Regions from separate parts of the Homo sapiens genome. Here region 2 is linked to region 1. Evidence: chromatin contacts called from ENCODE POLR2A ChIA-PET data. All regions are on one chromosome and are shown on one strand. Each heading gives the region's core, a stretch centred on a gene start or an enhancer-like site at or near the end of the contact. The rest is flanking DNA. Distances are from core to core; before and after follow the strand shown.

Region 1 (6,424 bases), core at 1,812-4,311:
AACCAGAGCATTGCTGGGCAGAGGCCCCATCAGAGCCAACAGCACACATTCCCAAGCACCTTGAAATGCCATGTCTGCCACACTTGACCACCTACCTCTCTCTTGACCCACCTACTACCCCACAATCCACTGCCTCAAAGGCCTAAGTCTCTGTTAAACAAGCAGGGTATCTAAACTGGATTATGGTAGTAACTCAGCTTACACACATGCTAGGAAGGAACTATGCTAACTTAATGTCGGATGCTCTAGGGTTAGCAGTTCTGAATATTTAATAACTTTTTATTTTTATTTATTTATTTATTTTGAGATAGAGTTTCACTCTTGTCACCCAGGCTGGAGGGCAATGGTGTGATCTAGGCTTGCTGGAACCTCCGCTTCCCGGGTTCAAGTGATTATCCTGCCTCAGCCTCCCAAGTAGCATGTGCCACCATACCTAGCTAATTTCTTCCAGAAGGCGGAAAGGTTGCAGTGAGCCGAGATCACGCTATTGCACTCCAGCCTGGGCAACAAGAGAGAAATTCCGTCTCACGCGCACAAAAAAGAAGATAAGGACCAGGCTCATTAAAATGAAAAATATATAAACACTATGGCTTCCCTACAGCAGGATATTCCATGCATATTACAGGCAGTAAACCTTATCCTCCCTCCTCCTTAAACAGAGTGTTTCTGATAAACTTTTTCTCCTATGAAACTTTTCTTGAAAAGAGATTTCCATTTTAACCACAGTATGGGAAAGGTACAGTGCAAACCTGCACTGTCAATTCAACCTGATGGAACGACTTTTTTTATGGGTTGCATTTCGGTCTCTTCCCTGCGGACAATCATAGGGAAGGCCACAGTGTGTCCCTGACCAGACGCTGTACCCAAAGACATACTATGCTCATTAGAAAAAAGTTATAGCCACACAGTGCCTTCCAGGCCACTTGGGAAGGTCTCAGAAAGCAAAGCTCCACAAAAGAAAAAGTCACGCCAGAATACCTGACGTAGAATATCCCCAGCTCCCCTTGATGAAGGAATTGTAAAAATGCCCTTAAAATGTTTGGGGGAGGGGGGAGGGATAGCATTGGGAGATATACCTAATGCTAGATGATGAGTTAGTGGGTGCAGCGCACCAGCATGTCACATGTATACATATGTAACTAACCTGCACATTGTGCACATGTACCCTAAAACTTATAATAATAAAAAAAAAAAGTTTGTAATCAGTAGTGATTAAAAGACTCTGTCACTGACTTCCAACACTCTGAAGCTATGTCCGTGCCTTGGCCTGACACTCGGCTCTTGAAACTCATCCGTTTGCAGATGATTTTTTTTTTCTTTCTGAGACATGGTTTCAGTCACCCAGGCTGGAGTGCAGTGGTGCAATCATAGCCCATTGCAGCCTCAAACTCCTCGGCCTAAGTGATCCACCTGTCTCCTCTGCCTCCCAAGTAGCTGAGATGACAGGAGCAAATCACATCAGGCTAATTTTTTTTTTTTCCTTGAGATGGAGTCTTGCTCTGCCACCCAGGCTGGAGTGCAGTGGCGCAACCTTGGCTCACTGCAACTTCTGTCTCCTGGGTTCAAGCAATTCTCCTGCCTCAGCCTCCTGAGTAGCTGGGATTACAGATGCCCACCACCATGCCCAGCTAATTTTCGTACTTTTCTCTTTTTAGTAGATATGGGGTTTTGCCATGTTGCCCAAAATGATGGAATTATAGGCGTGAGCCAACAGGCCCGGTCTCTAATTTTTTTTTTTTTTTTTTTTTTTTGGTAAAGATGTGGTCTCACTACGTTGCCCAGACTGATCTCAAACTCCTGGCCTCAACCAATCCTCCCACTTTGGCCTCCCAAAGTGCTGGGGTTATGGCTGTGAGCCACCATGCCTTGCCAATCAATGATTAATTTCATTGCACAGTGGGTCTTCACCTGAGTGTGGCAGTTGCTGCCCCAATAGCAGTCAGGATGGAATGTTATAGTCACTAGCAATTGGGAAGCAGAAATGTTCCGCTGCTGATACATCAGTAGTCAGAAATTACATGGGCTACAACAGTGTTCCCGATGATTCTGAAATCAGAAAATAATATTCCCCTCTGAAGAGCCACAAAGCCTTCAGTCAACATGTTTTTCTAGGCCAGGCATGATGGCTCCTGCCTGTAATCCCAGAACTTTGGAAGGCCAAGGTGGGCGGATCACTTGGTCAGGAGTTTGAGACCAGCCTGGCCAATATGGCAAAACCCTGTCTTTACTAAAAATACAAAAATGAGCCAGGTGTGGCAGTACATGCCTGTAATCCCAGCTACTCGGGAGGCTGAGGCAGGATAATCGCTTGAACCCAGGAGGCGGAGGTTGTAGTGAGTGGAGATCGTGCCACTGCTCTCCAGCCTGGGTGACAGAGCGAAACTCCATCAAAAAAAAAAAAAAAAAAAAGAAGGAAACAAACAAACAAACAAACAAAACTGGCGGGGAGCGGTAGTTCATTTTGGGAGGCTGAGGTGGGCAGATCACTTGAGGTCAGGAGTTCAAGACCAGCCTGGCTGACATGATTAAGACTCCATCTCTACTAAAAATACAAAAAAAAAAAATAGCCGGGTGTGTTGGTGCATGCTTGTAAACCCAGCTACTCAGGTGGCGGAGGCAGGAGAATCACTTGAATCTGGGAAGTCGAAACTGCAGTGACCCCAGATGATGCCACTGGACTCCAGCCTGGAAAACAGCAAGACTCCATCTCAAAACAAAACAAAACAAAAACCACATTTTTCTACATTAAATCTCTGATTACCAGGTACAGTAGTCCCTCCATATCCACAAGGGATAATTCCAAGACCCCCAGTGGATGCCTGAAACTGCAGATAGTACATATACTATGTTTTTTCCTAAACATACATATCTATGATAATTTGCATATTAGGCACAGTAAGATGTTAGCAATAAAATAGAACAATTATAACAATATACTATGATAAAAGTTATATGAATGCGGTGTCTCTCCCACTCTCAAAATATCCTGTTGTACTGTGTCAGGGCGTAACTGAAACCACAGAAAGTGAAACCAGGGAAAGTGAAACCTGTCCAGTGGTACACTGCCATTCCCACAGGAGGACATGCGGCTAGCCTTCCTCGGTGCCCAAGCGATGGGGCCTCCCCAAGGGCTGCTGCAGCAACAGCTGCTTGCCTTCTTAGGGGTGCTCCAACTGGATTCACATCTGAGATGCCAGAAGTGTTGGGTGAAGACTTCAATCCCAAAGGTAGAGGCTCCAGGCGTGCCTGCCTGCTTCTGCCCCTCAATGGTTCTCTCCTAGCCTTGGGCACAGCTGTTTCCTCTTAACAGAATTTCAAAACATCTACTTTTCTATTTTTCCCATCTGCTAACATAAAGAAAAAAGAAAAACAGGAAAAAACAGAAATGCTGACAAGTCAAAAGGATTCCAGTAAATCTAAATAGTACAGGAGCTCAAAAGTGCACCAATAAAATGACAGTCCTGCTAATGATCCAGAATCTTAAAATTCAGACAATATTCACTATTTTAAAAGACAGTAGAGTCCTCTATAAAATAAAATGGCAAACTTTTTTCCTAGTAGTTTAAAGGAGTAAACTTGGTTACCCAATAAGATAACTGTAAGAAAATATTCTCCAGTAGCGAAACATAAACGCAGCAATTGCAAATGTCCACATATAGTATAGATGAGTACCGTATAGTATTTCCTCTCTTAGAATGTAAGCTCAGGTCAACCAATCCCATCCTCTCTTTATTTCCTCCAGTGCATCAAGAAAAACAATGTATAAATATCAGATGCTGAATAAATACTACTGACAAAAGTACCTTTTTTGAAATAAAGAGAAATTCTACAAAGAGAGTTTATTTTTGAGAGTTTTCCCACACAAACTTCTGGATCAGCATACCAATAAAAAACAGCACTGCATCTTGGAATACTCAGGCAAAACTGAGTATATGGGAATCTTAAAGTGCTTCATTCATCTTCTGAAATAGGAAATAAGCAGACATTTGTTTCACTGCTTAAGATTTCCTAAATTTTTTCTAAGGTAATAGTTTAGAAAGTACCACTTTGTTTCTCCCAACTTTTAGTTCCCTTATTAGACCAACCCGAGGAATAATTTTTCTACTTTAAAAGTTTTTCAAGTCAACATCCTGGGATCTAAAACTTAGTGTTGTTTCTTACTGGATCAAATTTCCTTAATAAACAAAGGAAAAGTTCAATGTTTAGAGTCAAAATCTCAAAATACATTACAAATATTTAAAGCTTCCAAAAGGATGTGTCAACCTATTCTGTACAGAGGACAAATGAGAGCATAAAAGATTTCTATTACATCACAGAATAAAAGAAAAAAAGTTAAAATGAAAGTCATTTCTCTCCCTCTCATCTTTCTTGTGAGGACCCTTCCCAAAGGTATTTATTCTAGTACAGAAAAAGCAAAAAATCACAATCTACCATCTGAAGATATTAAGGTACCTCTTACTAAGAAAATCCATTAACATATGAGCTCAAAATCCCAAATACTGAAGAAAAATAAAGCTAAAGGAAAAAAATACACTAATATAAAATAGAATATGTATAAAACTCTAACACACAATAGAATCTGTATAGAACTCTACTGTAACACATAATGGAATCTGTATAGAACTCTATTGTAACACACAGTGGAATCTGTATAGAACTCTACTGTAACACACAGTGGAATCTGTATAGAATTCTATTGTAACATACGATAGAATTTTAATAGCATTTATTCCATTTGTCAGTTAATACAGGCTTGCTTCGGGAAAGACTGTACATAGGATAAAAAATAATAATACTAAAGACTTGTTTTCAACACTATCCCCTCTTGGATAGGAATCACGGGAGTTGAATCAGGTTTGTGGAGAAAAATAACAAATTTGTGTCTCTTAAAAGTGTGATATTACAAAATATATACTTGGTCTTCAACCCTGTTTCCTGGCATACAACTCCTAAAATCATAAGAATCTCCAAAATGATGTCTTTCTGTATGCTAATAATTGACTGATGGCTGGCAGCCCCTAGGCAGCTTTAGTATGGAGGCTGGTCACCAGAAAGACCAAGGCATGATTAGAGGGTTGGAACCTTCCGTCTCATCCCCTAACCTCTGGAGACGGGAGACGGGCTAACAGTCAAGTTGATCACCAGTGGCCAGTGGTTTAATCAATCATGCCTGTGTAACGAAGTCTCCAAAAAACCCAAAAGGATTGGGCTCAAAATGCTTCCAGATAGCTGAACACGTAGCAGATCCTGGAGGGTGACGCACCCAGGAAGGGCAAAGAAGCTCCGTGCCCCTTTTCCATACTTTGCCCTAGGCACCTTTTCATCTGTATCCTTTATAACATACACGTAAACATGTTTCCCTGAGTTATGTAAACTGCTCTAGCAAATTAATCAAACCCAAAGACAGGGTTGGTGGGAACTCCAACTTAAAGCCAGTCAGCCTTCTGGCTGAAGTCCAGAGGCCTGTACTGGTGGGGGGCATGGTACGGGGTCGTTTTGGCAACTGAGCACTTAACCTGTGGGAGACAGTGTCAGAAATTAGAGGACACCTAGCTGGTGTCCGTTGCAGAAATGACTGTTGGTGAGGAGAAATCTCCATCAGTGGATCTTCTGTGTTGATTGGTGTTGCTGAAAGAACAGGAAAAAGCACATTGAATGTTGTTTTTCCACGCTCTCTCATTAAATTTTAGGTATGCTATCAAGCCTCTTTTTCTGTGACTTTCCTCCTGACATCTCTCCTTCTGCATATGATCCCCCGAGTTTCATTCTTAAACTCTGCTTTCCACTTTCTAGAAATGTCATCCGAATCCAGGTTTCAACTTTATTCCTTCTGAACCACTGACCCACTAGATATTTCTTTCTCAACTAAATTTCAGAATCCATTTCAATGAGCCTACTGGGCATCCCTAACTAAATGCCACCCACTGTTGCCTCAGTTAAGCATGTTTTTTAAAACAAAAAAAGGACAGGCATGGTGGTTCATGCCGGTAATCCCAGCACTTTGGAGGGCTGAGGTGGGCGGGATCACCTGAGGTCAGGAGTTTGAGACTAGCCTGGCCAAAATGGTGAAACCCTGTCTCTATTAAAAATACAAAAAAATTAGCCGGACGCAGGGGTGCACACCTATGGTCCCAGCTACTCAGGAGGCTGAGCCAGGAGAATCGCTTGAACCCAGGAGGCAGAGGTTGCAGTGAACCAAGATTGTGCCATTGCACTCCAGCCTGGGTGACAAGAGCGAAACTCAGTCTCAGGAAAAAAAAAAAAAAAAAAAAGTCCAGGCGTGGTGGCTCACACCTGTAATTCCAGCACTTTGGGAGGCCGAGGCAGGTGGATCACCTCACCTGAGGTCAGGAGTTCAAGACCAGCCTGGCCAACCTGGTGAAACCCCATCTCTACTAAAAATACAAAAATTAGCTAGGCATGG
Region 2 (6,239 bases), core at 3,163-5,662, 180 kb before region 1:
GCAATAAAATGGCTACATTGTCATCTGTTCATACAATGCTAAAAATTCGACACTATAGTGAAAATAAATGAAGTATAGCTATAGGCAACAATATATATGAATCTCAAAAACCTAATTATTAAGTAATGGAAGCCCAGACAAAAGAATACATGCTGTCTGAAATACTTGTTCATTTATATCAAGTTCAAAGCCAGACAGAACTAAACTTCGATGTTTGGAAAGGCATACATGGGTATTATAACCAGAAAGTAAAGCAAAGAAGTTATTACTTTTAATGTCAATGTAGTAGTTTCCTCTGGGGGCTGGGAAGGGGGTTTGATTGGGAATTGGTACGTATGAGCTCTGGGTTGCTGGCAATCTATTTCTAGATCTAGGGAGTGGCTACACTCTTTATATTAACCTAAATTAATGTTTAAACACTCTTCCTTTAATAAATGGTTTTCTAAAGTAATCTAAAAAACCCAAAACAACAAAAAACTTCCCAGCAAGGAAAGCCAGAGTTAGAAATTGTGGCTGTGAGTGATAAATCTGCTGCTTAGCATAGACATTTGTGTAGGTCTCTTGTCTATTTGTTGACATTTTTGTGGTCACAATGGGAAAGAGAGAGAGCTAAGTAAATGTCATCCATTTCTATAGCATCTCTATGTTTTAAGATGAAGCTTTGTGGTTTGTAATGTATTTCCCCTAAAGGAAATAAAATTTTAAGAGTTAACATGAGAATTCAGAGAATCACCATTTGCAAAATTAATTTTTTAATATTAAAGTGTATATCAAAATAAAATACTTTAAATGTGCCCCTGATATATTTTTAAGTTGACATCTAAAATTTGACATCATAAGCTGGGCACAGTGGCTCACGCCTGTAATCCCAGCACTTTGGGAGGCCGAGGCAGGCGGATCAGGAGGTCAGGAGATCGAGACCATCCTGGCTAACATGGTGGAACCCTGTCTCTACTAAAAATACAAAAAAATTAGCTGGGCGTGGTGGTGTGCGCCTGTAATCCCAGCTACTCAGGAGGCTGAGGCAGGAGAATCTCCTGAACCCGGGAGGTGGAGGTTGCAGTGAGCTGATGAGCTGAGATCACACCATTGTACTCCAGCCTGGGCAACAAGAGTGAAACTCCATCTCAATAAATAAATAAATAAATAAAGTAATAATAATTTTAAAATAATTAAAATTTTTAGAAAGGAATTCTGCACTTTGGGTCTTATTTTCCTCATTTTTCAGTTGAAGAGACCTGATTGCATGATTTCTAAAGACATTTCCAATTCTAAGAAATTCTAATTCTATTTTCTGCCAATGATGGGCATTTCTTGAACTTTATCAAGAGTGCAGAAAATAGTCTTCACTCCATCTCCTGAGAACTAAAAAAGGTACAGGGTCTTGTCTCCCTAGGACCACTAACATGAGAGGCTCTCGCTGATGAGGGACTTTAGTCATAGGATGGATTCTTATGCATTTAGGATGGTGACTTCCTCACTTGGAAAGTCTATGTGTACATTCCTATTCAAAATATCTGGAAAGCTGGGCGCAGTGGCTCACGCTTGTAATCCCAGCACTTTGGGAGGCCGAGGCGGGCGGATCATGAGGTCAGGAGATCGAGACCACGGTGAAACCCCATCTCTACTAAAAATACAAAAAATTAGCCGGGCGTGGTGGCGGGTGACTGTAGTCCCAGCTACTTGGGAGGCTGAGGCAGGAGAATGGCGTGAACCCAGGAGGCGGAGCTTGCAGTGAGCCGATATTGCGCCCCTGCACCCCAGACTGGGGGACAGAGTGAGACTCCGTCTCAAAAAAAAAAAAAAAAAAAAAAATCTGGAAAGCAGACCACAAGATGTACAGAACAAATGGCGGAACACAGAAACCAGAAACACGGAGAAAAGTAATCTCGGTTCCAGAGAAGGCATAGGCTATCTCCCCTTACAAGAACAATCCTCCCACACCGCACCCCTCACCTGTCTCATTCCTGCTTATTCTTCATCTTGCAACTTGAGTGTCACTTCTGGGAATTCTTAATTCAGCCCAAAGATTAGGTTAGGTTCCCACAACCTGACTGTGCTTTGTCACATTCATCCCCCTAATGAAGGGCAGGCAGTGTTGCTCTCCCTCACTAAGCTGCAAGCCTGGGAAGGGCAGGGAGTGTGGTTGTCACATTCATCCTGTTCACTACTCAGTGGGTGCCCAACAGATTCGCACTTAATGAAGGCCCCTCTGCTGGCCTTCAGATTTCAGTGCTTATGGAATAATTATTTCTGTCCCCTGCCACTCAGCCCTGTACTCTGCTTTGTGATGGAAAAGAGGAAACCAGGAATAAGAAAATGTGCCCCACAGATTTTGCCAAAACCATAATCTGTTAGATAAATTGCTGAGAGGGAAAACACTAGAATACCTCAAACGGTAATTCCATTCAACACAAAATACGTAAATATACGTACTTTGGGAAAGTACATCACATATCACCACAGAGCAAACGCTGTTGGATCGCCATTATTTAAGGAATATCTCATACTCAGTTTCTGGATTTCTGCAACAACTGGTAAAGGGGAAAATATCACATTTCTTAAATTTATACATGTATAGGCTGGGCACGGTGGCTCACACCTGTAATCCCAGCACTTTGGGAGGCCGAGAGGGGAGGATCACTTGAGGTCAGGAGTGTGAGACCAGCCTGGCCAACATGGTGAAACCCTGTCTCTACTAAAAATACAAAAAAGTTGTCTGGGCTTGGTGGTGGGAGCCTATAATCCCAACTACTTGGGAGGCTGAGATAGAAGAATCACTTGAACCTGGGAGGCGGAGGTTGCACTGAGCCGAGATCGTGCCACTGCACTCCAGCCTGGGTGACAGAGCAAGACTCTGTCTCAAAAAAAAATAAAAAGATAAAAATAATAATAAAAGAAATTTATACATGTATAGTTGAATAAGCACAGAATATCTCTGAAAAGATATACCAGAAACTGAGAATTAGCCAAGCCCCACCCACACACTTTACTGCCTACATTAGCTTGACTTTGCTATTCTACTGTCTTTACCAACAAGACTTTAGTATTTCAGGAAGCCCTTGCCCCAAAAATAAAAGCTGTAATGGGAATGGGTAATGGGTACAAAAAAATAGAATGAATAAAATGTAGTATTTGATAGCACAACAGAGTGACTCTAATCAATAATAATTTAGTGTGCATTTTAAAATAACTAAAAGTACAATTGTATTATTATTTTTTCTTGAAACAGAGTCTCACTCTGTCACCCAGGCTGGAGTGCAGTGGCTCAGTCTTGGCTCACTGCAACCTCTGCCTCCCAGGTTCAAGCAATTCTCCTGCCTCAGCCTCCTGAGTAGCTGGAATTACAGGCGCCCGCCACCACGCCCGCCTACTTTTTGTATGTTCAGCAGAGATGGGGTTTTGCCATGTTGGCCAGGCTGGTCTCCAACTCCTGACCTCAAGTGATCTACCCACTTCAGCCTCCCAAAAGTCCTGGGATTACAGGCGTGAGCCACTGTACCTGGCCTAATTGTATTGTTTGTAACACAAAGGATAAATGCTTGAGGTCATAGATATCCCATTTACCCGGATGTGATTATTACACATCACACGCCTGTATCAAAACATCTCATGTATCCCATATACCTACTCTGCACTCACAAAATGAAATTTTTAAAAACTTTTTATTTCCATAGGTTATTGGGGCACAGGTGGTATTTGGTTACATGAGTAAGTTCTTTAGTGGTGATTTGTGAGATTTTGGTGCACCCATCACCCGAGCAGTATACACTGAACCCAATTTGTAGTTTTTTATTCCTCTCTCCCTTCCCACCCTTTCCGCCCAAGTCCCCAAAGTCCTTTGTATCATACTTATGCCTTTAATTTTTTTTAACTGAAAAAACTTTTTAAAATAAAACTTTTAAATAATGTTATTGTTCATTTCAGGAATATCCAGACAACGTATTTTAAATTGCTTAGCTTTCCAGTACAGTTATCAAATGATTATTCATGCTCCAAAACTTTTTTAAGCCCTCACCTTGCTAAATCATGATCCGTACCCAAACTTAATCAGAGCCCTTCACTGAAAGACCCACCTTAATCCAACCTAGAACCTCATAAATATCCTCCCTTTGCCCTCCCCTCCCAGATGCTGCTCAAGTTTCCGCAAGGCGGTGTGCTCCCTTGCTAAGACATGAATAAACTCCAGCTTTGCCTATCTGTGAGATTTCGGGTGGTGTATTTCAGGGCGCTGACATTTGGCAAAAGTAATAGTATAGGTTACATCCGAGGAGGGAACTGAGAGAAGAAATGTGGAAGGTGTCTCTTAGGACCTTTGAATTTTTACGTGGGCGTGTATTGTCTATTCGAAAATAAATGCTAAAACAAAACAAAAAGTTTAAAAGCAGGACACCATTGTGTAATCTCCTTTCTGACCAGAAGGTGGCGCCTCCACCTTTCCTGGGGCTGGGGAAGGGGAAAGCTGTAGAGAGGGGAGAAAGGTCCCAGTGAAACAACAGGGGCCTACATTGAGAGTGGAAATTTTACCTCCTGGCAAGAAAGGTCCAGAATCTCTCTTCACAATAATAGCTAATATTTATTGAATATATATTAAATGCCAATTAAGATTTTTAAAACAGGCCGGGCACAGAGTCTCAAGCCTGTAATCCGAGGACTTTGGAAGGCTGCAGCCAGTGGACAGCTTAAGTCTAGGAGTTTGAGAAAAGCCTGGGCAACACGGTGAAACCCTGTCCCTATTTTTTAAAAATAAAAAATGAAAGATTTTAAAACAGCATTCTTCTTTTTTTCTTTTCTTTTTTTTTTTTTTTTGAGACGGAGTCTTGCTTTTTTACCTAGGCTGGAGTGCAGTGGCGTGATCTCAGCTCACTGCAACCCCCGCCTCCCAGGTTCAAGCAAATCTCCTGCCTCCCAAGTAGCTGAGATTACAGGTGTGCACCACCACTCCAGGCTAATTTTTATATTTTTAGTAGAGATGGGGTTTCATCATGTTGGCCAGACTGGTCTCGAACTCCTGAGCTCAAAGTGATCCACCTGCATCAGCCTCCCAAAGTGCTGGGATTACAGGCGTGAGCCACTGTGCCCAGGTTTAATACAGCATTCCTAAGGTAAAATTGGTATACAATAACAGCACATATTTAGTGTACAATCTGATGAATATTAACATGTATTCAACCATGAAACTATCACCATAATCAAGATAATGGAACATATCACCCCCAAAGCTTTCTTGTGCTAATTTGCAATCCCTCCCTTCCTCCCTATCAGTTTTAAGTACTTTACGTAGATAATTTTATCTTCACTACCACTCTTTGAGGTATTATCACTCCCATTTTACCAAGGAGGAAACTGAGGTATAGTTAGGCTAAATAAATTGCCCAAAGTCATTCAGCTAGCAAGATGTAGAGCTGTTATTTGAACACAGGCTGATTGACACTAGATACACACTACATCAGCAATTTTCAAACTGGAGTACATGTATCTCTGGGGTGTACAAAGCCTTTCCAACATGGACAGGGCTGAAATTTCCAGATTTTGACTTCCAGATGCAGTCTCCATCTTGACACTTCACCAAGAATGTTCTCTACGTGTCAAAGCATCTTCTTTCCCCTCTCCCTGCTCACTTTACAAAAGGTTACTGCAACTCTCATTCCTTCCATGGTATGCTGTTCTAGGGCACACACATACACACACACACACACATACCCCCTCTTGACCACCAAAGATAATTTGAAATATTGTCACTTTGTGTAGATAAAGTACTTTCATGAAAAATCTTTTTGGAAGTCAAGATTTATAATTCTTTCAACCAAATTAAAGGAGCATCTAATCAAGTTGAGTGCTGATAAATCAGTTTTTGATGAAAGATTATTATAAGGTTTTGGTATATAACTTGAAAGAGTTCACAAAATTCACTGGCATTGCTAAAGCTAAATGCCTTCTACTCTTATTTATATGAGTGAGATTTCTCAAATAATATACCTGAAGAAATTAAAAATTGGAATACAATTAATCTTGATTCTTGTCTCATTCTAGAAATAAGCAAATTATGGGCCAGGCATGGTGGCCCACACCTGTAATCCCGGCACTTTGGTGGGCAGATCACTTGAGGTCAGGAGTTCGAGACCAGCCTGGCCAACATGGTGAAACCCCATCTCTATTAAAAATACAAAAATTAGCCAGGCGTGGTGGCAGGCGCCTGTAGTCCCAGCTACTCAGGAGGCAGAGGCAGGAGAATCACT

The links. ChIA-PET counts read pairs that join two places held with the same protein, here RNA polymerase II (POLR2A).
Region 2: POLR2A ChIA-PET joins it to region 1 with 21 read pairs in activated CD8-positive, alpha-beta memory T cell. The contact joins two enhancer-like sites. POLR2A ChIA-PET finds 5 or more read pairs at or near these places in 3 of 52 experiments (H1, activated CD8-positive, alpha-beta memory T cell and activated T-cell).

What each region holds. Positions count from the first base shown.
Region 1 is chr12:8,706,293-8,712,716 of GRCh38, reverse strand. All of the region lies in intron 1 of RIMKLB (ribosomal modification protein rimK like family member B), which reads right to left. Among named protein-coding and RNA genes, the nearest start is that of RIMKLB, 12 kb to the right of the region's middle. Within about 2 kb of position 3,061, at least 11 of the 41 ENCODE cell types and tissues checked have a DNase peak (open chromatin) inside an H3K27ac peak, as active enhancers do.
Region 2 is chr12:8,888,929-8,895,167 of GRCh38, reverse strand. No RefSeq gene overlaps it. Among named protein-coding and RNA genes, the nearest start is that of PHC1, 22 kb to the left of the region's middle. Within about 2 kb of position 4,412, at least 4 of the 41 ENCODE cell types and tissues checked have a DNase peak (open chromatin) inside an H3K27ac peak, as active enhancers do.